Regions from separate parts of the Homo sapiens genome. Here regions 2 and 3 are each linked to region 1. The links are chromatin loops, found by intact Hi-C in ENCODE. Cell type or tissue: GM12878. All regions are shown on one strand.

What was found. Hi-C counts contacts between places; a loop is a spot of excess contacts. Peaks named below come from ENCODE experiments on the same cell type or tissue, not always from the same donor. Only the 100,000 strongest peaks of a DNase experiment are listed, where the experiment ranks them.
Region 2: a loop joins it to region 1, with 16 times the contacts of the local background. A loop is called at or near these places in 4 of 110 quality-filtered maps.
Region 3: it touches region 1 in a loop (2.5-fold over the local background); 9 of 110 quality-filtered maps call a loop at or near these places.

What each region holds. Positions count from the first base shown.
Region 1 is chr19:16,831,964-16,839,963 of GRCh38, forward strand. All of the region lies in intron 3 of SIN3B (SIN3 transcription regulator family member B), which reads left to right. Among named protein-coding and RNA genes, the nearest start is that of SIN3B, 6.6 kb to the left of the region's middle. RefSeq lists enhancers at 2,298-2,387, 4,687-5,188. In GM12878, a CTCF peak has its summit at 4,294; DNase peaks (open chromatin) are centred at 2,158 and 4,338; H3K27ac peaks cover 2,358 bases.
Region 2 is chr19:17,048,750-17,056,749 of GRCh38, forward strand. It overlaps HAUS8 (HAUS augmin like complex subunit 8), which reads right to left. Exons shown (of 11, transcript NM_033417.2): 9 at 7,112-7,253; 10 at 4,076-4,217; 11 at 980-1,427. The coding sequence ends at 1,124. Among named protein-coding and RNA genes, the nearest start is that of HAUS8, 23 kb to the right of the region's middle. RefSeq lists an enhancer at 1,070-1,364. In GM12878, a CTCF peak has its summit at 3,907 (motif pointing left); no DNase peak of the experiment used is centred here.
Region 3 is chr19:16,710,830-16,718,829 of GRCh38, forward strand. No RefSeq gene overlaps it. Among named protein-coding and RNA genes, the nearest start is that of NWD1, 5.0 kb to the right of the region's middle. In GM12878, a CTCF peak has its summit at 4,071 (motif pointing right); DNase peaks (open chromatin) are centred at 4,252 and 7,955; H3K4me3 peaks cover 355 bases; H3K27ac peaks cover 494 bases.

The sequences.
Region 1 (8,000 bases):
TTTCCCAGCGAGCATACCAGGCAGGCTTGCCCTTGTATTTAAGCATGTCCTCGTCTGCCTCTGATCACTCTCAGTACCACCTACAAAATAAAGTGGTCGAGATGGTGTGTGAGTAGCCACGTTTATGTTGGCTGTGTTTCATTTAATTGTTGATAGGATCATTAGCTCAGCTGGGACTCCTGGCTTTGCTTTGGTCCCTTTTTTCTTGGGTGATAGGTGCTGGCCCTCTTTTTTTTTTTTTTTTTTTTTTTGGAGACGGAGTCTGGCTCTGTCACCCAGGCTGGAGTGCAGTGGCGCAATCTCAGCTCAGTGCAACCTCCGCCTCCCAGGTTCAAGCAATTCTCCTGCCTCAGCCTCCCGAGTAGCTGGGATTACAGGTGTGCACCACCATGCTTAGCTAATTTTTGTATTTTTAGTAGAGATGGGGTTTCTTCATGTTGGCCAGGCTGTTCTTGAGCTCCTGACCTCAAGTGATCTGCCTGCTTCAGCTTCCCAAAGTGCTAGGATTACAGGCGTGAGCCACCGTGCCCAGCCTCCTTTTTTTTTTTTTTTTTTAAGACAGGTTCTCACTCTGTTGCCCAGGCTGGAGTGCAGTGGTGCCATCATATCTCACTGCAGCCTCAACCTCCTGGGCTCAAGTGATCCTCCCGTCTCAGCCTCCTAAGTAGCTAGGACTACAGGCGTGCACCACCACGGCCAGCTAATTTATTTATTTTTTTTGTAGCGACAGGGTCTCACTATGTTGCCCAGGGTTGGTCTCGATCTCCTGGCCTCAAGCGATGTGCCCACCTTGGCCTCCCACAGTGCTGGGATTACAGGAGTGAGCCACTGTGCCTGGCTCACTGCCCCTTCTATCTCTGCAGTCTCTTCATGCTTGAGCTTACTAGCGCCTCTGAGAAAAAGAAAGCCTACTTAAGATTTCCTTTTATAAGATGACCATTGTCATTTTTTCCACCTCAACACTATTTCCCATTTAAGGCATAATTCTTTGCTGTTGGGGGCTTCCCAGTGCATTGTGGGGTGTTTAGCAGGATCTGTAGCGTGTACCTACCAGACCTTCACTCAGTTCTGACAGCCAGAAATGTCTCCAGACATTGCCAGGTGTCTCCCTGGGGGGCAAAAGTGCCCCTGTTGAGAACCACCGGTGTAAGTGGACCAGCTCTCCCAACCTCCTCCAGTCCTTGCCTCGAGAGTTTTAGCAGGGAGTGTCAGAATCTACTGCTGGAAGCACTTGGTAGGTCTTCTTTGATGGAAGAGATGATAGAGCGTCCAATCAATTAGGGATCTGACACTCCGCAGTCAGTTGGAAAGAGAACAGCGAAGGGTAATGTGGCAGTGCTTTTGTATTAATTCCATGTGCAAGGTGTGTGTCAATTCTGCTGCTTCTCGGCCAGGCGCAGTGGCTCACGCCTGTAATCCCAGCACTTTGGGGGGCCGAGATGGGTAGATTACAAGGTCAGGAGTTCAAGACCAGCCTGGCCATCATGGTGAAACCCTGTCTCTACTAAAAGTACAAAAATCAGCCAGGCGCAGTGGAGCATGCCTGTAATCCCAGCTACTTGGGAGGCTGAGGCATGAGAATTGCTTGAACCTGGGAGGCGGAGGTTGCAGTGAGCAGAGATTGTGCCACTGCACTGTAGCCTGGGTGACAGAGCAAGACTCCGTCTCAAAAAAAAAAAAAATTCTGCTGCTTCTCTGTGCAAGACCCTCTCTGCCATCAGCCTGTTGTCTCCTGAAAGCCAAGGAGCGAGTCTCAGGGTTTTTTTTTTGCCTTTTTTGAGAAGGAGTCTCGCTCTGTCACCCAGGCTGGAGTTCAGTGGCGCAATCTCGGCTCCCTGCAACCTCCACCTCCTGGGTTCAAGAGATTCTCCTGCCTCAGCGTGCTGAGTAGCTGGGATTACAGGCACGCTTCATCATGCCCGGCTAATTTTTTTGTATTTTTAGTGGAGATGGGGGTTTCGCCATGTTGGTCAGGCTGGTCTCGAACTCCTGACCCCGTGATTCGCCCACCTCTGCCTCCCAAAGTGCTGGGATTACAGGTGTGAGCCACCGCACCCAGCTGAATCTCAGCTTTAAAGGGGAACTTGGAAGCGTGTGGCCACTGAACTCTGAAGAGCCTTCCATTTCCTGTTTGCAAATGAAGCCCCAGGATCCAGATGTACTGCTTGTGTCTTAGACCATGAAAGCCTTAGCAAGACTGATCTCCAGAACAGTCACGACTGCGGGAGAAAGCCAAGCTCATTTGCAATAGCAGCGTCCACCAGAGCACTTTGCAGAGCCTGAATGCTGTGGAAACTCTGGGTCTCGTTCCTGTCACTCACTCAGAAAGAGCCAGAGTGAAAAGATGTGAACTGTGCGTCCTGCATGTGGAAATTGCCTTTCAGCAGAGTCCCTGCCCGTGGAGTAACTCGGCTTTCAGGGCTAGATCTTGACAGGCGCCACACTGGTTGTATTTGGAGTTGGCTCTTCCTTTAAGTAGCTGCGGGTCCCCAACCGTGGAGGGCTGGCAGTCTTGTCTCCCCGTAGGTGGCTTAGGTGACAATGATGACGGTGCAGACCCATCGACTTGGGGAAAGGCTTGAAAAGAACTTTCACTTAGTAGCTACTCAGCAGGGCCTTGGTCATCGTGCTGCAGCCTGGGAACAGTCATTTCCAGGCTTAGGTGTAGAAGTTTGTTCTCTTCGGGGGCCCCTGGGAGCCCACTGGCTTCCAGTTGATATTGACACAGGTGCTGTCAGGTTTCCAGCCCTGTTTCCCAGCAGTCTGGGCTGTTGTTTGTGTGGCTTCAGGACAGAAACATGAGAGATATCCCAGGTCCAGGCCATGACTCGCGTGGCTTCAGGAGTCCTTTGAGCTTTCGGCTCCCTGGAGTCCTTTGAGAGGCCATCGTCTGAAAGCCTCACAGGGTTTCCCACACACAGAGGCCCTGGTGATATTCTTTCTTTCTTTCTTTTCTTTCTTTTTTTTTTTTTTTGTGACAGAGTTTCAGAGTTTCGCTCTTTACCCACGCTGGAGTGCAATGACACAATCTCGACTCACCGCATCCTCTGCCTCCCCAGTTCAAGCGATTCTCCTCCCTCAGCCTCCTGAGTAACTGGGATTACAGGCATGCACCAGCGCGCCCGACTAATTTTGTATTTTTAGTAGAGACGGGGTTTCTCCATATTGGTCAGGCTGGTCTTGAACTCCCGACCTCACGTGATCTGCCTGCCTCGGCCTCCCAAAGTACTGGGATTACAGGCATGAGCCACTGCACCTGGCCATCTTTTTTTTTTTTTTTTTTGAGACAGAGTCTCGCTGTGTTGCCCAGGCTGGAGTGCAATGGCACGATCTTGGCTCGCTGCATCCTCTGCCTCCCGGGTTCAAGTGATTCTCCTGCCTCAGCCTCCTGAGTAGCTGGGATTACAGGTGCCTGCCACCACTATCAGCTAATTTTTGTATTTTTAGTAGAGATGGGATTTCACCATGTTGGTCAGGCTGGTTTCGAAATCCCCTGACCTCATGATCTGCCCACCTCGGCCTCCCAAAGTTCTTTTTTTTTTTTTTTTTACTTTAATTGAATTATTTTTTAATTTTGAGACACCATTTCACTGTCACCCAGGCTAGAGTACAATGGCGTGATCTCAGCTCACTGCAGCCTCCGCCTCTGAGGTTCAAGTCATTCTCCTGCCTCAGCCTCCCAAGTAGCTGCTATTACAGGCATGTGCCACCACACCCAGCTAATTTTTGTATTTTTAGTAGAGACAGGTTTTCACCATGTTGGCCAGGCTGGTCTCGAACCCCTGACCTCAAGTGATCCCCCACCTCAGCCTCCCAAAGTGTTGAGATTACAGGCGTTAGCCACTGTGCCTGGCCTTTTTTACATTTTTAAAACAGAGACAGGGTTTCACCATGTTGTCCAGGCTGGACTCAAGTGATCCTCCTGCCTTGGCCTCCCAAAGTTTTGGGATTACAGGTGTGACCCACCACGCCTGGCCAGTATTCTCTGTTGCTTAGTTTTTCTAGTTTGACTGTTTTGAAGTATCTTTTTCCCCCCCCAATTTTATCACAAAGCCTGCCAGCTACTGACAAGTAGGGAGTGGCCCATAGGTGGTAAGGAAGGTGAATAAGAGAGTCCCAGCCTCGGGCAGCCTTTGGCGCAGGGTGTCTTCAGCTTTGGGGGCCAGACTGTTCTTTATGGCGAGGTGCCGTCCTGCACACTGAAGGGTATTTGAGCAGCCTCCCTGGCCTCCACCCACCAGATGCTTCTAGATGTGATAACCTAAAGTGTCTCCCGTGTTGCCGAGTGTCCCCTGGGTGGCAGAGTTGCTCAGGTTGAGAACACGAGTCTAAAGGGGAAGACAGACACAGGCCGTGGTGTGTGGCCAGTGACGACCTGGGGAATTTGGAGGAAGGAACAGCTTCTTACTGGAGCCTTGCCTTGGCCTCCTGAGTCAGCATCATTTACTGTCTGGTAATTCAGGCCTTGGTTGTAATGTCAGCTCCACAGAGAGCCCCCTAGTCCCTACCCTGTGTCATTCTTACACCACCCTGGGTTATGTATTTCAAAACGGCTAGGAAAAGAAGTTCAGAATGCATTGTTTCTTATTGGTTTTCCTTCCTTGGTTGACGGTGAGTCCTTAAGATGAGGTGGGCCCTGCACTGTCTTGTTCATGACTGTATCCACCTTCTGGAACGTCGCCAGGGAGCAGTGCATGGTGCAGGAATGAGAAACTGGATGCTGGTGGGAACATGGCCGCTCTCAGCTAGCGGGTCCTCTTCAGGGCAGACCCTGCCTCGTGGAAGATGACAGCTGGCTTGGACAGAGACAGAGATAACCCCTTAACGTGCAGCTCCTAACTTAAGCAGCCCCTCGACATTCAAAGGGAGCCCCCTGGCTGTTCTCTGGGGGAAGTCCCGCTAGTTGTCAACAAGTCGATTCTTGTGTTTGTATCTTCTTGGCTCATGGAGCAGGCGGTGACCCCTTCTCCGAGCCAGGCCCTGGGGTTTATTCAGAGGCCCTGCTTTCAGGGTTCCTGCACAGTCAAGGTGGGGGGTCCGATGAGAAACAGATGGGCAGATGCGGGTGGCGCATGGGAGAGGGCAGAGAGAGGATGGAGCAGGCCAGGGAAGGGTGGGAGGAGGTTGCTGTGGGCAGGACCTGTTTCATGAGGGACTGTTCCTGGTGGGGAGTGATGGCCTGAGGTGAGAGTGAGTGGGTGTGCTTGAGGAACAGCCAAGGAGAACGGCAGGGTCAGGAGCTGAAGGAGAGAAGGGGGAGAGGGAGCCAGGAGCGTGAGAACCACTGGATGGTTCTGGGAGGCGGTTCTGCTGCTGTGCTGAGAATGAGGGGTCAGGAGGCCCCTGGGAGACCAGGGAGGGGCCCCAAGTGATGGAGGCGGGGTAGACAGTGATGGAAACAGAGTGGATGGTGACAAGGACCAGAGAGGGTCCCAAGTGATGGGAACAGAGAGGATGGTGACAAGGACCAGAGACAATTCCCAAGTGATGAGGACAGAATGGATGGTAACAAGGAGTAGGGAAGGCCTCCCGAGTGATGGGGACAGAGGTGGACAGCAATGGCGACAGAGTGGATGGTGACAAGGACCAGAGACAGTCCCCAAGTGATGGGGACTGAGTAGACAGTGATGAGGACAGAGTGGATGGTAACAAGGACTGGAGAGGGATCCCCCGAGTGATGGGGACGGAGTGGACAGTGATAAGGACCAGAGAAGTGCCCTGAGTGATGGGGACAGAGTGACTGGTGACAAGGACCAGAGGGGGTTCCCATGTGATGGGGGCAGAGTGGATGATGATGTAGATCAGGAGCGGGGGTGTCAGTGAGAGTGAGAAGTCTGGGCTGATCTCAGGATGCCTGATTCTCTGGGTAAAAGTGTGGGCCCCTGCTGAGGTGCATAAGGCCAGGGCAGTTGGGGGGCTGCTATGTGTCTGTGCGGTGCCTGCCATTTGAGGCTCTGTTAATCAGTACCCAGGCGGGGCTGTGTGTGGATGCTCAGATGGACGTGTCGGCCACGCAGGATGGTTGTCATGGTGTGGGAGGCAGTTCGAACTCTGCCTGATGAGGCCACCCAGGGCACGGGGAGAGAGGAGGTGCCGGAAGAAAAAGAAAACTGGGCTTGTGCTGGGTGGTTTAGAGCAGCACAGTCGGCAAATGGTAGCTTGGAGACCAAAGCCAGCCTGGCTCGGTGTGATTGGTTGTGATTTTTACATTTTCAAAGGATTAAATTTTTAAAAATGTTTCATATTGTGATACTGTTCACATAACATAAAATCATCATCATTTTAAAGTGTTAGTATATTCACAATACTGTACAACCATCACCACTAATTCCAGAACATTAACATCACCCCAGGATCAAACCCTGAACCTCCTAATTCTCCTCTCCCCAAGCCCCTGGCAACCATGAGTCTGCTTCCTGTCTTTATGGATTTGCCCGTATGGACATTTCATATCAGTGGGGTCATACACCGTGTGGCTGTTGGTGTCTGGCTTCTCACTCAGCATCGTGTTTTCCGGGGTCATTCACATCGGAGCCGGTATCAGTGCTTCCTTCCTTAAGACTGAATCATTCTCCACTGTATGGCAGGACCACATTTCGCATGCCCACTCTTCTGTTGATGGATGTTTGGCCTGTTTCCACCTTTTGGCTGTTGTGCATAGTGCTGCAACGAACATTCATGTGTGAGGATGTGTTGGAACACGTGTTTTCTTTTTCTTTTTTTTTCGAGACAGAGTCTCGCTCTGTCGCCCAGGCTGGAGTGCAGTGGCGGGGTCTCAGCTCACTAAAACTTCTGCTTCTCAGGTTCAAGCAATTCTCCTGCTTCAGCCTTCCAAGTAGCCGGGATTACAAGTTCCCACCACCACGCCTGGCTAATTTTTTTGCATTTTTAGTAGAGATAGGGTTTCACCATGTTGGCCAGGCTAGTCTTGAACTCCTGACCTCGTGATCCGCCATCCTTGGCCTCCCAAAGTGCTGGGATTACAGGTTCCAGCCACCGCGCCTGGCTTTTTTTTTTTTTTTTTTTTGAGATGGGGTTTTGCTTTTGTTTCCCAGGCTGGAGTGCGGTGGTGCATTGTCGGCTCACCACAACCCCCTGGGTTCAAGCAATTCTTCCTCCTCAGCCTCCCAAGTAGCTGGGTCTATAGGTGCACACCACCACACCTGGCTAATTTTTGTATTTTTAGTGGAGACGGGGTTTTGCAATGTTGGCCAGGCTCGTCTCAAACTCCTGACTTCAAGGGATCTGTCCACCTCAACCTCCCAAAGTGCTAGAATTACAGGTGTGAGCCACTGCGCCTGGCCTGAGCCACTGTCCCTGGCCTGAGCACCTTTTTTCAGTTCTCTTGGTTATAGACCTGGGAGTGGGATTACCAGGTCATATGGTAGCAATAATTCCATGGTCAACCTGTTGAGGTAACTGCCACACTGTCCCTCGTGGTGGCTGTACCGTCCCATCTGGCTCTTTTTGCCAAGCCCTGGTCTAGAGCGTGGTTCCCCATTTTGTCGCAGTGGCACACTTTAGGGGATCAGAGGGTGCATGCGGAGCTTGGAAATGCCTCCTTGGAATGGTGGGGGGCTCGCAGTGAGCCTACAGCTGCCTCTGAAACAGACCTTGGCTCCATGCTGCTTCCCTACATACCCACACCCTGCTCGTTCCGACCCCTTCTGCCATCAAACCTGTGCACCATGGAGAAACAGACGCAGCCCCCTGTGAGCCTGAGCAGAGAATCATTCCGGACATCCCCAGAGAATCTTACAACAAACCCCGCCACTGACTGGGCGCAGTGGTTTACGCCTGTAATCTCAGCACTTTGGGAGGCCAAGGTGGGCAGATCACTTGAGGTCAAGCGAGACCAGCCTGGCCAATATGGTGAAACCCCATCTCTACTAAAAATAGAAAAATTAGCCAGCGTGGTCGCACGGCACCTGTGATCCCAGCTACTCAGGAGAATCACTTGAACCCGGGAGGCAAAGGTTGCAGTGAGCCGGGATCATACC
Region 2 (8,000 bases), 220 kb after region 1:
AACTGAAGCAACTGCGTGGGGTCCCTCAATATTAAAGGGCTCCAGACAAGTCTGCTGTATTTGCCCCAGTTTGCAGAAATTTTAAAAGCTGAAGGCAGACACTACAACATGAAACCCAACCTGGACTCACTGGGGACAACCAGGCAGATTCGTCGCACTCCAGCCCAGAAGACAGAGCAAGCCCTGTCTAAAACCAAACAAAGACAAACCAGGCAACAAAACCCACACCTCCAGCAATACGAATTGGAAATGTGACCTGGGGATCAGTAAGTTCCCAAAGCCCACACCGCGTGGGGTGGAAGCTGGAGAGCTGGTTGGAGGAAAATGTTCTGGGCCAAAGTCCCAGTGGAGCACAGATGGGGTTTATGGCAAGAGCCTGAGCATCTCCCAGTGACAACTACCGAGACTGGAACTGAAATATGTCCCCTCCAGTCGAGGTGCGGGATGCCGGGACCCAGTGGTGGACGTCCTGGAGGGCGGGACCCAGGGTTCCCTGGTGGAGGTGTGGAAGGACGAGACCCTGCAGTCTCTCAAGCTGCCAGCGAGATGGGGACCCAGAGACCTCCCGAAGCTGCCAGCAAGGCAGGGACCCAGCAGTTTCTCAAGGCTGCCTGGGACCCAGTTGCCAGATTACGAAGGCATCTCAGGCCCTGGAGCCAGAGCCAGTCGGGTTAAAGTGGAAGCTCCCTACTTCAGCCCCAGAAGCTGGGGCCAGGGGAAGGATGATGTGGATTGTTCTTGTTTTACCCCTTCTGTTGAATGTTTACAGACACAAACTTGAGTTCCAATAAAGAATTGCATTTCCCTAAAAAAGTAAATAAAGTATGTCCACTCGAGGGACAATTCTTAACTTGCTGTCCCAAAACCACCCTTGTGACTGAAGGACATGAAATCATCTTGAAAGTGGGATACTGGGCATGTCGTGGAGGCCCGGAATTTCAGGACCAGTCATCCAGAAGAACTTGAGAAAACACAGGTCTTCCAACTGGCCCCTTCATAGAAAATGGAGGCTTCAATTGCAAAACAGGTTTACTTTTTTATCAAACAAGATTATCACATAAAAAATAGCTACAGTGCTACGGTAGTATATAAAGTGCTCAAGTATCCTGAATGTAACCATGAGTCATGACAAGTCCCTCCCTGAACGAGAGAGAGAGGGCGGGACTTCTGCCTGGCTGCTTGAAGAAAAATCTTCGCTTGGGCTGATGAACGTGGCCTGAGCGGGGGCTGACGAGGCACCCGGGTTGTCGTCCTCAGACAGGGGCGTGTTCTTGGGTGCTCCCCCAGATTCTCTGCAGGCACTGTCTTGATTGAAATACCACCGGCTGGGGGGCGCCATGCCCTGGGTCTCTTCCCAGACTTCCTGGTTTGCCAAGGCTGCCTCTTTGCTTGCCTCTGCGGAGAGTTCCAGCACCTGGGCAAAGCTCCTGTTGAGGATGGGAGAAAGAATAACGGCTTTCACCCTCTGAGGTGAAGCGCATGTGTGTGGTGAACGGAGGGCTGCCACACGGGGAGGCGGATTTTCACATGCCCTACGTGCTCAGTGGGAAAGGGCCAGCAAATAAGATCCGTCTGAAAAGACTCAATCAGGGAAACCCCCCAAGAACAGCACCAGACATGAAAGGAAAGATTCATCCAAGAAATGTTCATGGAGCTCAGTGCTGTGCTGCTGCTGTGGTGGGAGTATCTGTCCCCTCCAAAACTCCCATTAAAAATTAATCCCCTGGCCAGGTAAAGTGGGATTGAAGTGCTGTAATCCCAGAACTTTGGGAGGCCGAGGCAGACAGATGGCTTGAGGCCAGGAGTTCGAGACCAGCCTGGGCAACATGGCAAAACCACGTCTATACAAAAATTTTTTTAAAAATACTGGGCGCTGTGGCTCACACCTGTAATTCCAGCACTTTGGGAGGCTGAGGCGGGCAGATCGCCTGAGGTCAGGAGTTCAAGACCAGCTTGGCCAACATGGTGAAAGCCCATCTCTATTAAAAATACAAAAATTAGCCGGGCGTGGTGGAACGCACCTGTAATCCCAGCTACTGGGGAGGCTGAGGCAGGAGAATCGCTTGAACCCAGGAGACAGGGTCTATAGTGAGCCGAGGATCGCGCCACTGGCACTCCAACCTGGGCGACAAAGTGAGACTCCGTCTCAAAAAAAAAAAAATTAGCTGGGTGCAGTGGTGCACGCCTGTAGTCCCAGCTACTTGGGAGACTGGGGTGGGATGATCGCTTGAGCCTCGGAGGCAGAGGTTGCAGTGAACCGAGATCGCGCCACTGCACTCCAGCCTAAGCAATGAAATGAAATCCTGTCTCAATAATAATAATAATCCCCAATGTGGCAGCAGCGAGAGGTGGGGCCTTTAAGAGGTAACTGGGTTCATGAACATTCTGCCGTTCATGGATGAATGAGTTATCCTGGGAGTGGGACTGTGGCTTTATAACCCTTTGATGTCTCCTGAATTGATCCATGGCCACCCACAGGAGAAAGAAATGCCACAGTGGGTGGCTGGCTGTTTTGCATAAGTCCTTTTCCAATATTTTAAGCAACTCAGGAAAAAGATTTAGCATTGTAAAAAAGAGAAAAGATACTCTACTGGAAGAGGTGGAGAAAAGCGCGTGGTTAGAAATCTCCTGGGGGAGGTTAAAAAAAAAAGCGGGGGGAGATCTTGATGGGTTTTGGGGGTCTGGACGCACAAGGATATGTGCTCTGTGCAAGCCACTGCACAGTCCTTTAAGATCTGGGCCATTTCTATCAATCAGAAGTTCAAAAAACATCCTCCTGGGACCTTACCCTGGAAGGCATTGAAAACACCAACAGGGCTGATGTGAGGGCGCCTGTGCTGCTGGGTTACTCTGAGGATGTGAATGATAGGTGACACCCTTTCTCTTCCAGCTGCTTGAGAACTTCCATAGATTTTTTTTTTTTTTTTTTTTTTCCTGAGACAGGGTCTCACTCTACTGCTCAGGTTGTAATGCAGTGGCACGACCACAGCTCATTACAGCCTTGACCTCCCCAGGCTCAGATGATTCTCCCACCTCTGCTTCCTGAGTAGCTGAGACCACAGGCATGCACCAGTGTGCCTGGCTAATTTTTGTGTTTTTTAAATAGAGAGGCCCGGCATGGTGGCTCACGCTTGTAATCCCAGCACTTTGGGGGGCTGAGGTGGGCAGATCACTTGAGGTCAGGAGTTCAAGACCAGCCTGACCAACAAGGTGAAACACTGTCTCTACTAAAAATACAAAATTAGCCGGGCGTGGTGGTGTGCACCTGTAATCCCAGTTAGTTCGGAGGCTGAGGCAGGAGAATTGCTTGAACCCAGGAGGTGGAGGTTGCAGTGAGCCAAAATCATGACATTGCACTTAAGCCTGAGCAACTCTGTCTCAAAATAAATAAATAAATAAATAGAAACAAGGTCTCACCATGTTGCCCAGGCTGGTCTTGAACTCTTGGCCTAAAGTGATTCTCCCACCTCGGCCTCCCAAAGTGCTGGGATGACAGGCGTGAGCCACTGCGCCTGGCCCTTCCATGGATTTTTCTGAGCTCTTTTGTTCTCTCTTCCCCCTGCTCTGCTTGAGTCTTATACTCTGTGAATCTAGGACACGTCTTATAGCATATTTGATCCTCACTTCACCTAGAGTCCCCATTAGCTCAAAAATGACTGAGAAGTAGGCTAGAAAAGGGAAATTAGCTGGGCATGGTGGCGCACACCTGCAGTCCCAGCTACTGAAGAGGCTGAGGTGGGATCACTTGAGCCCAGCAATTTGAGGTTGCAGTGAGCTGAGATCTGCCACTGCACTCCAGCCTGGGCGACAGAGTGAGAACCTGTCTCAAAAAAAAAAGAAAGGGAAGGCAAGGCGGGTGCTTTTGGATGGAGATTTTGTTATCCACAATACAGATGACAATGACACCTGCTGGCCATTCTTGTATCATGCAGCGTCTGGGAAAAGAGCAGCTCGCTCAGGGGACTGAACCTCCTCTGAACTCCTAGAGGAACTCGGCACCACCCCAACAGTGCAGCCACCAACAGCCCTGAGCAAACAGGGTGCCACCTCTTTCTTAAAGCATTTTCCGAGGTACCTTCGGAGCTCAAGGTCCTTTTTCGCCGTCACGTCCTTGAGTTCGCTCAGTAAGTCCAGCACCTGCACATTTTCTTCCGAATCACCAACATCAAGTTCTCCCAGGAGGCGCTGAGTGGTCACCAGTTCATGCTGCAGGGCGTCTGGAGGGGAAGAGGGATGGTGGGCGATGGATGGCAAGGTGCCCCACGCAAGGCACACACAAGTGGAGCGGCCGACAGACTTCTGTCATGATGCTCGGCTATCGCGCTGGAACCGTGGAGAGCGCACAGGGAAGAAGCAGAAGCCAAGGAAGACATTCGTCCCTTATCCATCCCGTGCTCTGAGATTGTGGGACAGGCACATCCATCTATCCAGGAGGGCATTGGACCAGAACTGAAATGTCACTCTGGTGTCCTCAACAGAAACCAATGCAAATGTGAAAAGGGCTGTGCTGTGCCAGGGAGAATGCCTGAGGCCTCCAAGCCAGACCATGAGCAACTGAAAAACAGTCCTTGTTGCCTGCACCACTGAGCAGAAGGATGCCTGCAACTGCGGGACCTGTGTCACCTGCACTAGGACAACACGCCTCTCTACCCTGACATACATCACATCAAGGCCAGTCGTACATGAGAGTCACATTTTGGGAGCCTTTTAAGTGCCGTATCAGCCAGCCTCTTCTCCCTCCGGCTGTGGACCGAATTATGCCCTCCCCAATACGTACGTTTCACTCCAATCCTCCACTCCTAGTGAACATGACCTTAACCAGAAACAGGGTTTTGTGGATGGGGGGGAGTTAAGATGGGTGGGGCCTAATCCAGTGACTTGTGTCCTCATCGGATGCGGGAAATTTCTTTTTTTCTTTTTTTTTTTTTTTTGAGACAGAGTCTTGCTCTGTCACCCAGGCTGGAGTGCAGTGGCACAATATTGGCTCACTGCAACGTCCACTTTCCGGGTTCAAGCGATTCTCCTGCCTCAGGATCCTGAGTAGCTGGGATTACCGGCACCTGCCACCACACCTGGCTATTTTTTTTGTATTTTTAGTAGAGACAGGGTTTCACCGTCTTGGCCAGGATGGTATTGAACTACTGACCTCGTGATCCACCCGCCTCAGCCTCCCAAAGTGCTGGCATAACAAACATGAGCCACCGTGCTGAGCCTGATGCAGGAAATTTCAATAACGAGACAGCCAGGGAGGAGGCCACGTGAGGACGGGCAGAGAATGGAGGGACACGGCCATGAGCCAAGGAACGCCAAGGGCCACCAGCAGCCACCAGCAGGTGGGGGAGACACAGGATGAGCTCACCTGACAGCCCCTGGAGGGAGCCAATCCCATCAACGCCTTGATTTCAGACTTCTGGCTGAAATCAAGACTCCCAGAACTGGGAGGGAATATCTTTCTGTTGTTGCAAACCACCCATTCTGTGGCCGCTTGGTATGGCAGCCCCGGAAAACTCAACACGATCCCTAGGCCGTTCCCAGGAACTACCTAAGGAACTGAGCAGAGACTGAGTGTTTTCTAAGAGTTACAGATGTGGAGGTGACCGCAGTCATAAAATCAGAAACCCGGCCGGGCAGGGGGCTCACACCTATTCAGGAACCCAGTGCTTTGGGAGGCCAAGGTAGGAGATCACTTGAGCCCAGCAGTTCTAGATCAGCCTGGGCAACATAGCCACACCTCGTCTCTACAAAAAAAAATATAATAATTAGCCAGGTGCGCCAGGAGCAGTGGCTCATGCCTGTAATCCCAGCACTTTGGGAGGGCAAGGCGGGCAGATCACCTGAGGTCGGGAGTTTAAGACCAGCCTGACCAACATGGAGAAACCCTGTCTCTACTAAAAATACAACATTAGCCGGGCATAGTGGTGCATGCCTGTAATCCTAGCTACTCGGGAGGCTGAGGCAGGAGAATCGCTTGAACCCAGGAGGTGGAGGTTGCAGAGAGCCAGGATTGCACCATTGCACTCCAGCCTGGGCAACAAGAGTGAAACTCCGTTTCAAAAATAAATTAGCCAGGTGCAGTGGTGGATGCCTGAAGCACTAGGGAGGCTACTACTCAGGAAGCTGAGGTGGGAGGATCTGAGTAGAGCCTGAGAAGTTGAAGGCTGCAGTGAGCTATAATTGCACTACTGTACTCCAGGCTGGGTGACTACGCTAGAAGATTCCACCTCCGCAGAAAAAAAAGAACAATGGCAGGGCATGGTGACTCATGTCTATAATCCCAGCACTTTGGGAGGCCAAGGTGGGAGGACTGCTTGAACTCAAGAGTTCAAGTCCAGCCTTGGCAACATAGCGAAACCCCGTCTCTACAGAAAAAAAAAAAAAAAAAAAAAAAAAAAAAATATATATATATATATATATATATATATATATATATATATATATATATAAGCCAGGTGTGGTGGTGCCCACGTGTACTCCTAGCTACTCAGGAGGCTGAGGTGGGAGGATCACTTAAACCCAGGAAGCAGAGGTTGCAGTGAGCTGAGATTGTGCCACTGCACTCCAGCCTGGGCGACACAGCAAGATGCTGTCTCAAAAAAAAAAAAAAAAAAAAAAAGAACCAAACTCCAGGGTAGCCAAAAACTTGCTCTGTGGGAAGATACCTGTTCTGAAGAGAATTTAAGGTGCAACGCGGCAGTTTTTCACACTTGCCAAAGTCTTCAAGTTAGGGATTAGGTGGGAACCCTATGCCTGAAAGGGACCTCACTGCTCTGCTGAGGGGGAAAGCCGGGGTGGGGCTGGTGGTCTTGTCACCCCCCAACCACTACGGCATATTTGTTGGGAGCAGGACTCAGGAGACTACAGGTCGTCCCCGCAAAATGCCTTTCGGCAGGACAGATCACTGTGAATCCCACTGCCCAAGGTTCAAATCCCAGTGTGGTTACTTACTCAGGGCGAGACCCTTGGAGGAACCACAGCCTGGCCAGCCCTCCCCATCCTCTGCCTTAGTTGGGGAAGAGGGCACTTGCGGTGATGACATCAGGCCCACAGGAAGCACCCACACACGCTCCTCGCCCCGCCTGCTGCACACGCACTGGGACGCCCCGTTTCCTACCTAAGAGCTGCTGCCCATCTCCCTCCAGGTGGATGGACCTCACGGGCAGCTCGTGCCTGGTAGTGTCCAGGGCCGTGGCGAATGTCCTGTATTGCTCCTTGAAGCGTGTGGCCACTGCCTCGAAGGGGCTGAGCATCTCGATCTGTAAGCAGAAGGGATAATCAGGGGAGACCCTGGAGTCCCCTCTCTGGAAACTTAACAGAAGCTTAACGGCTTGTGCAGGGTTAAGATACAGCGCTGTTCTTCACCACCCCCCAGGGAATCAGAGCTCAGGAAGTTTCCGAGGGTGTGGTGAGCTCTTCCCAAGAGAGCCAAGTGGATGGCAAGGCGGCCCAGGCCCCTTACTGAGAACATGTGTCTGCCAGCGGTTCTAGGCTTGGGCCCTCAGCTGAGCCCACCTGCTTTAGAGTACTGCGCCTAAACGCCTGCCTTCCACAAGGCCATCCCCGGCATGGCCCACTCCCACCCCAAACATGCTGTCTGGGTCTTCATGGGGGTTTGAAATGATATACGATTGACCCTTGAGCAACACGGGAGTTTGGGGCATCAACCCCTGTGCAGTCAAAAATCTGTATCTAACTTTTGACTTCCCCCAAATTTACTGATAGCTACTGCTGACTGAAACCTTACTGATAGTAAACATTCAATAAACATGTAAATAGATTAGCATCTATATACACACACACATACACACACACACAGACACACATACAGACACACACACACACACATACACATATATATTTTTTAGATGGAATCTTGCTCTGTCTCCCAGGCTGGAGTGCAGCGGCGCAGTCTCGGCTCACTGCAACCTCTGCCTCCCGGGTTCCAGCAATTCTTGCGCCTCAGTCTCCCAAGTAGCTGGGTTACAGGCACGCATCACCATGCC
Region 3 (8,000 bases), 120 kb before region 1:
TTATCATGACATGACACCTAACTTCCCCAGAGCAAGCAATCCAAGAAAGCAAAGAAGACCTAGTACCATTTCTGATCTGGTCTGAGTCAAACACCATCACATTGCTTTATTCAAGTCACTAAGTCCAGCCCAGAGTCAAGGAGAAGCCAATTAGGTGTTATTCTCTTTTCTTTCTTTCTTTCTTTCTTTCTTTTTTCTTTCTTTCCTTCTTTCTTCCTTTCTTTTTCTTTCTTTCTTTCTTTTTTCTTTCTTTCTTTCCTTCTTTCTTTCTTTCTTTTTCTTTCTTTCTCTCTCTCTTTCTTTCTCTATTTTTCTTTTTCCTTCCTTCCTTCTCTTTCTCCCTTTCCCTCCCCTCCCCTCCCTTCCCCTCCCCTTCTCTTCCCTTCCTTTCCTTTTTTTGAGACAGAGTCTTGTTCTGTTGCCCAGGCTGGAGTGCAGTGGCGTGATCTTGGCTCACTGCAACCTCTGCCTCCAGGTTTCAAGTGATTCTCCTGCCTCAGCCTCCCAAGTATCTGTGATTACAGGCAAATCTTGGCTCACTGCAACCTCTGCCTCACAGATTCAAGCAATTCCCCTGTCTCAGCCTCCTGAGTAGCTGGGACTACAGGTGTGCACCACCACGCCCAGCTAAGTTTTGTATTTTTAGTAGAGACAGGGTTTCACCATGTTGGCCAGGATGGTCTCAATCTCTCGACCTCGTGATCCGCCTACCTTGGCCTACCAAAGTGCTGGGATTACAGGCGTGAGCCACTGCACCCGGCTAGTTTTTTGTATTTTTAGTAGAGACAGGGTTTCATCATGTTGGCCAGGCTGGTCTCGAACTCCTGACCTCAGGTGATCTGCCTGCTGCAGCCTCTCAAAGTGCTGGGATTACAGACGTGAGCCACCGCGCCCAGCTGATACTTAGTTTCTTACATGGTTGAATCTCAGAGTATTTGGCTGACTTGAGGCCTCTTAGCTTGGGCATCATTGGCTGCTAGAAAATCCAAGGACCGGAATTAGAGGTTCCGTGCATCCTGTAAGAGTGTAGGCAAAATTGTGTGCACGTGTTATTTGGTAGGAGGAGGTCCAAAGCTTTTATTGAGGGTCTCATGTAGTCTGTGATCCCAAGAAGAATATGGCTCACTGTGCAAAAGTGAGACCTCCTGTTGTATTTGTTCCCAATGTTTTCTTTCTTTCTTTTTTCTTTTCTTTTTTTTTTTTTTGAGACAGAGTCTTGCACTGTCGCCCAGGCAGGTGTGCAGTGGCACGATCTCGGCTCGCTGCAACCTCCACCTCCCAGGTTCAAGCAATTCTCCTGTCTCAGCCTCCTGAGTAGCTAGGATTATAGGCGCCCGCCACTGCGCCCAGCTAATTTTTTGTATTTTTAGTAGAGACGGGGTTTCACTATGTTGGCCAGGCTGGTCTTGAACTCCTGACCTCATGATCCACTCGCCTCAGCCTCCCAAAGTGCTGGGATTACAAGCGTGAGCCACCACACCCGGCCTGTACCTGATATTTTCTGATGACAATCTTCTTCCACTGGAGCATTGGATCTTCAATACTGAGGCACATCTTCTCCCTATACAACATACAGATAAAAAGGAAGTTGAAATCAGAGAGAAATAAAAAGACATTTTATATTTTATTCCGCTTCATTTTCATTTCCTTTTTTTTTTTTTTTTTTTAAGCTGGAGTCTCGGTCTGTCACCCAGGCTGGAGTGCAGTGGTGTGATCTCGACTCACTGAAACCTCTGCCTCCCAGGCTCAAGCGATTCTCGTGCCTCAGCCTCCTGAGTAGCTGAGATTACAGGTGCATGCCAATACACCCGGCTAATTTTTGTAGTTTTAGTAGAGACAGGGTTTCACCGTGTTGGTCAGGCTGTTCTCGAACTCCTGACCTCAGGTGATCCACCCACCTCTGCCTCCCAAAGTGCTGGGATTTCAGGCATGAGCCACCGCGCCCAGCCCTGCTCCATTCCCTTCACTGCATACCTTAATAATTCCTTTTCGGTAATCAGGCACATTTTGAACTTTTATGAATAGATCTGTGATTATTCTAAGTTCTTAAATTGTTCTGCAGTCTTTTATGTTTATTATCATAGGCATAGATGGACCTATATTCCTTACCATGTCCTTTATTATTCAACCAGTGTATCCTCTGGTTTTTTGCCTATGTTATTAAGTAACCTATTATCTCTGGAGTTCATGAAGTTATAATATCATTTTTATTAAACTGAATAGAATGGTATAGCAATGACCTCTTAATTACAATTTGATTTGACTGCAAAACTTTTTCCTCCTCTATAAGGAGATGATGTCTGCTTTAAGCTGTAATGTTTTGCCATGTTGCAAAAAGCCACAATAATAAATTAAGTATAAAAAAATACCTGTCTTAGGGCTGAGTGTAGTGGCTCGTGCCTATCCTGGCTACTTGAGAGGCTGAGGTAGGAGGATCACTTGAGCCAAGAAGTTCGAGGCTGCAGTGAACTGTAATTGTGCCATTAAACTGCAGCCTGGTGATGGAGGGAGACCTGGTCTCTAAATAAGTAAATTAACAAATAGACCAGACTGAGTGGCTCATGCCCGTAATCCCAGAACTTTGGGAAGCTGAGGTGGGAGGATCCCTTCAGGCCAGGAGTTCCAGACCAGCGTGGACAACATAGTGAGATCCCACCTCCTCAAAAAATTTAAAAATTAGTCAGGTGTGGTGGTGTGCACCTGTAGTGCCAGCTAGTATGGAGGCTGAGGCAGGAGGATCACTTGACCCCAGGAAGCAGTGAGCTGTGTTCACGCTGCTGCAGTCAAGCATGGGTGACAGAAGGAGAGCCTGTGTCAAAAAAATTAAAATAAATAAATAAATCTTGATATTTTATTCATTGTGTAGTTTCTGCATTAATTTTAATTTTTTTTTCTTTGAGACGCAGTCTCGCTCTGTCGCCCAGGCTGGAGTCCAGTGACATGATCTTGGCTCACTGCAAGCTCTGCCTTCCAGGTTCACGTCATTCTCCTGCCTCAGCCTCCTGAGTAGCTGGAACTACAGGTGCCTGCCACCACACCTGGCTAATTTTTTTTTTTTTTTGTATTTTTAGTACAGATGGGGTTTCGCCTTGTTAGCCAGGATGGTCTCAATCTGCTGGCCTCATGATCTCCCCGCCTTGGCCTCCCAAAGTGCTGGGATTACAGGCGTGAGCCACCGTGCCCGGCCCAGTAATTTTAATTTTTTAAAATAATCACTAGGTGCAGTGGCTCACGCCTGTAGTCCCAGCACTTTGGGAGGCCGGGGTAGGAAGATCGCTTAAGGCCAGGAGTTCAAGACCAGCCTGGACAACATATCGAGATCCCCATCTCTACGAAAAAAAAAAATAAAAATAAAAAAAATAAAAAAATTAGCCAGGCAGGTGGCGTGCACCTGCAGTCCTAACTACTCTGGAGGCTGAGGTGGGAAGGTTGCTTGAGCCCAAGAGTTCAAGGTTGCAGTGAACAAGGCTATGCTACTGCACTCCAGCCTGGGTGACAGAGTGAGACCCTGTCTCTAAAAATAGTAATAATTTAAAAAAATGTATTTAAGGCCGAGTGTGGTGGATCATGCCTGTAATCCCAGCACTTTGGGAGGCTGAGGCGGGTGGATCACTTCAAGTCAGGAGTTCGAGACCAGCCTGAGCAACATGGTGAAACCCCGTCTCTACTATAAAAAAAAACAAAAAACAAACAAACAACAACAAAAAAAAACAAAATTAGCCAGGTGTGGTGGCGGGTGCCCATAATACCAGCTACTCGGGAAGCTGACGCAGGAGCATCGCTTGAACCCGGGAGGCGGAGTTTGCAGTGAGCCCAGATTGCGCCATTGCACTCCAGCCTGGGCAACAAGAGCCAAACTCCGTCTCAAAAAAAAAAAAAAAAGTATTTAAATATTATGTATTATTTGGACACAATAAAAAAATTGGAAAAAATATTCTTTATCTTTGTTGCTTTTTTCTCTTTTTACCGCTCTCCCCCAATGTTGCTCCCTGTCCAGCGCCTCTCCGCAGCCTCTCCTCTGACTCTGCCCTGGGTTCAAGCTGCTTCTGGTCATTCGCGTGATGGCCTCGAGGGGGCGCTGCTTCCCCACTCATGCTCAGCCAGGACTCCTTAGTCAGTTTAATTGGGTTTGTTAACATCTTCCAGCTTAGATTCCTCTTCTGCAAAGTGGGTATTATAATGTTAGCCACGCAGGGATGACGAAGGAAGTGCAGTTGACCCTTGAACAACACGAGTTTGAACTGTACGGATGTACTCAGGCGTGGATTTTTTTCCACCCCTGCCACCCCTGAGACAGCAAGACCAAGCCCTCCTTCTGTTCTTCCTCCTTCTCCTTCTCCTTAGCCTGCTCAAGGTGAAGACGACAAGGATGAACACTTTTGTGATGATCCACTTCCACTTCATCCATAGTAAATATGTTTTCTCTTCCTTTGAAGTTTGGACGGGCACAGTGGCTCACTCCTGTAATCCCAGCACTTTAGAGGCCAAGACGGGTGGATCACCTGAGGCCAGGAGTTCAAGACCAGCCTAGCCAACATGGCAAAACCCTGCCTCTACTAAAAATACAAAAATTAGCCAGGCGTGGTGGTGGGCGCCTGTAATCCCAGCTACTCAGAGGCTGAGGCAGGAGAATCGCTTGAACCCAGGAGGCAGAGGTTGCAGTGAGTTGAGGTCATGCCACTGCACTCCAGCCTGGGCAACAGAGTGAGACTCCATCTCAAATAATGAAACAAACAAACAAAAAACAAAACAAAAACAAAACACCAGAATTTTTTTAGTGACATTTGCTTTTCTCTAGCTTACTTATTGCAAGAATACAGTATATAATACATAGAATGTAGAAAATCAGTGTTCATCGACCATTTATGTCATCAATAAGGCTTTTGGTCAATAGTAGGTGTTACATGCAGTCAAAAGTTACATGCAGATTTTTGACTGTAGGGGTGAGCTTGGCACTCCTAACCCCTGTGTTGGTTCTAAGGTTGACTACACAGAAATCCCCTAGCCCTGGGCTCGTGGTTACTCAATGCATAAGGATAATCACGATTTTTTTTTTTTTTTTTAAAACAGGGTCTTGCTCTGTCACCCAGGCTGGAGTGCAGTGGTGCAGTCATAGCTCACTGCAGCCTCAACCTCTTGGGCTCAAGTGATCCTCCCACCTCAGCCTGCCCAGTAGCTGGGACTACAGGCATGCACCACCAAGTCTGGTGAATTTTTATTTTTTGTAGATATGGGATCTCACTATATTGTCCAGGCTGGTCTCGAACTCCTGGGCTCAAGCAATCCACCTGCCTCAGCCTCCCAAAATGCTGGGATTACAGGCGTCAGCCAACATTCCCAGCCACTATTTTTTTTTTTTTTTGAGACAGTCTTGCTCTGTCCCCCAGGCTGGAGTGCAGTGGTGTGATCTCAGCTCACTGCAACTTCCGCCTCCTGGGTTCGAGCAATTCTCCTGCTTCTGCCTCCCAAGTAGCTGGGATTACAGGCATGCACCACCACGCCTGGCTAATTTTTTTTTTTTTTTGTATTTTTAGTAGAGATGGGATTTCACCATGTTGGCCAGGCTGGTCTCAAACTCTGGGCCTCAAGTGATCATCCCGCCTGGGCCTCCCAAAGTGCTGGGAGTGTGCCCGGCCCCAGCCACTATTTTTTAAGAGTACAAAATTGAAGCATATTCTGATAGGGAATTTAAAACACTCACTAAAGTAGGCAGAATAGTATAATGAACCGCAGCCCACCCTAACCACCATCACCCCCTACTCAACCTCGCCAACCCCGCCCCCATCCCATTTGCCTTCCTGTCAGGTATTATTTTGAAGCAAATCTCAGCTATCTTATCATTCCATAAATATTTTGTTATATGTCTCTAAAACATACACACTCTTTTTTTTTTTTTTTTGAGACAGGGTCTCACTCTGTTGCCCAAGCTGGAGCACAGTGGCGTGATCACGACTCATTGCAGCCTCAACTTCCCAGGTTCAAGTGATCCTTCCACCTCAGAGTAGCAGGGACCACTGGCACATGCACCATGTCTAGTTAATTTTTTAATTTTTTGTAAAAATGGAGTCTCAATATGTTGGCCAGTCTGGTCTTGAACTCCTGAGCTTAAGTGATCCTCCTGCCTTGGCCTCCCAAACTGCTGGGATAACAGGCATGAGGCACTGCACCTGGCCCAGACTCTTTAAAAGCCTAACCAGTCTGGGCATGGTGGCTCATGCCTGTAATCCCAGCACTTTGGGAGGCCGAGGCGGGTGCATCACCTGAGGTCAGGAGTTCCAGACCAGCCTGGACAACATGGTGAAACCCCGTCTCTACTAAAAATACAAAATATTAGCCAGGTGTGGTGGCAGGTGCCTCTAATCCCAGCTACTCGGGAGGGTGAGACAGGAGAATTGCTTGAACGTGGGAGGCGGAGGTTGCAGTAAGCCAAGATCATGCCATTGCACTCCAGCCTGGATGACAAGAGCAAAACTGTCTCGAAAACAAAAACAAAAATAAAAACAAAAACCTCACCGCAATACCATTGTCACACTGCAAAAACTTTGCCAATAATTTTTTAATATCTGTAGATTCCAGTTTAGCCAATAACTGTGGAGTTTTGGAATCATATCCGAATTTGGCTGTTAGCTCACTTCCTTGCCAAGGAAACTTGGGAAATTGTTTAACTTCTTTGAAGCCTATTTTCTTTCTTCTTCTTTTTTTTTTTAAACGCAGTCTCACTTTGTCACCCAGGCTGGAGTGCAATGGCGTGATCTCGGCTCACTGCAACCTCCGCCTTCCGGGTTCATGCGATTCTCCTGCCTCAGCCTCTCGAGTAGCTGGGATTACAGGTGCTCACCACCACGCCCAGCTAATTTTTGTATTTTTAGTAGAGACAGGGTTTCATCACGTTGGTCTGGAAGCCTGTTTTCATCATCAATGAACTGGGATAGTAAATTGAAGCCCCCAGATTGCTTGGAGTATTGGAGACAGTATGTTTCCTAAAATTTCAGCCCCTAAAACTTCTTTTCTTTTCTTTTTCTTTTTTTGTTTTAAAGAGACAGGGTTTTGCTCTGTTGCCCAGGCTAGAGTGCAGTGAGGCAATCATATCTCACTGCAGCCTTGACTTTCTGGGCTCAAGTAATCCTCCCACCTCAACCTCCCGAGTAGTTGGGACTACAGGCACACACCACCACGCCCAGCTAATTTTTTGTTATTGTTGTTGTTGTAGAGATGAGGGTCTCACTATGTTGCCCAGGCTGGTCTTGAACTCCTGGCCTTGAGTGATCCTCCCACCTTGGCTTCCCCAGTAGCTGGGACTACAGGAGCATGCCACTGTGCCTGGCAGCACCTGAAACTTCTTTTTTTTTTTTTTTTGTGAGATGGAGTGTAGTGTGGCTCTGTCGTCCAGGCTGGAGTGCAATGGCGTAATCTCTGCTCACTGCAACCTCTGCCTCCCAGGTTTAAGTGATCCTCCTGCCTCAGCCTCCCAAGTAGCTGGGATTACAGGCACCTGCCACCATGCCTGGCTAATTTTTGTTTTTAGTAGAGATGGGGTCTCACCATATTGGCCAAGCTGGTCTCAAATTCCTGACCTCAGGTGATTTGCCCACCTCGGCCTCCCAAAGTGCTGGGATTACAGGCATGAGCCACCGCGCCTGACCAAGTATCTGAAACTTCTATCCCTGAAAATATAGTAACACTATTATTATTACTTTTTCTTTGAGATGGAGGCTTGCTCTGTCGCCCAGGCTGGAGTGCAGTGGCGCAATCTCGGCTCACTGCAAGCTCCACCTCCCAGGTTCATGCCATTCTCCTGCCTCAGCTTCCTGAGTAGCTGGGACTACAGGTGCAAACCACCACGCCCAGCTAATTTTTTGTTTTTTGTTTTTTGTTTTTTATGTAGAGACAGGGTTTCACCATGTTAGCCAGGATGGTCTTGATCTCCTGACCTCGTGATCTGCCTGCCTTGGCCTCCCAAAGTGCTGGGATTACTGGCGTGAGCCACCATGCCTGGGTGA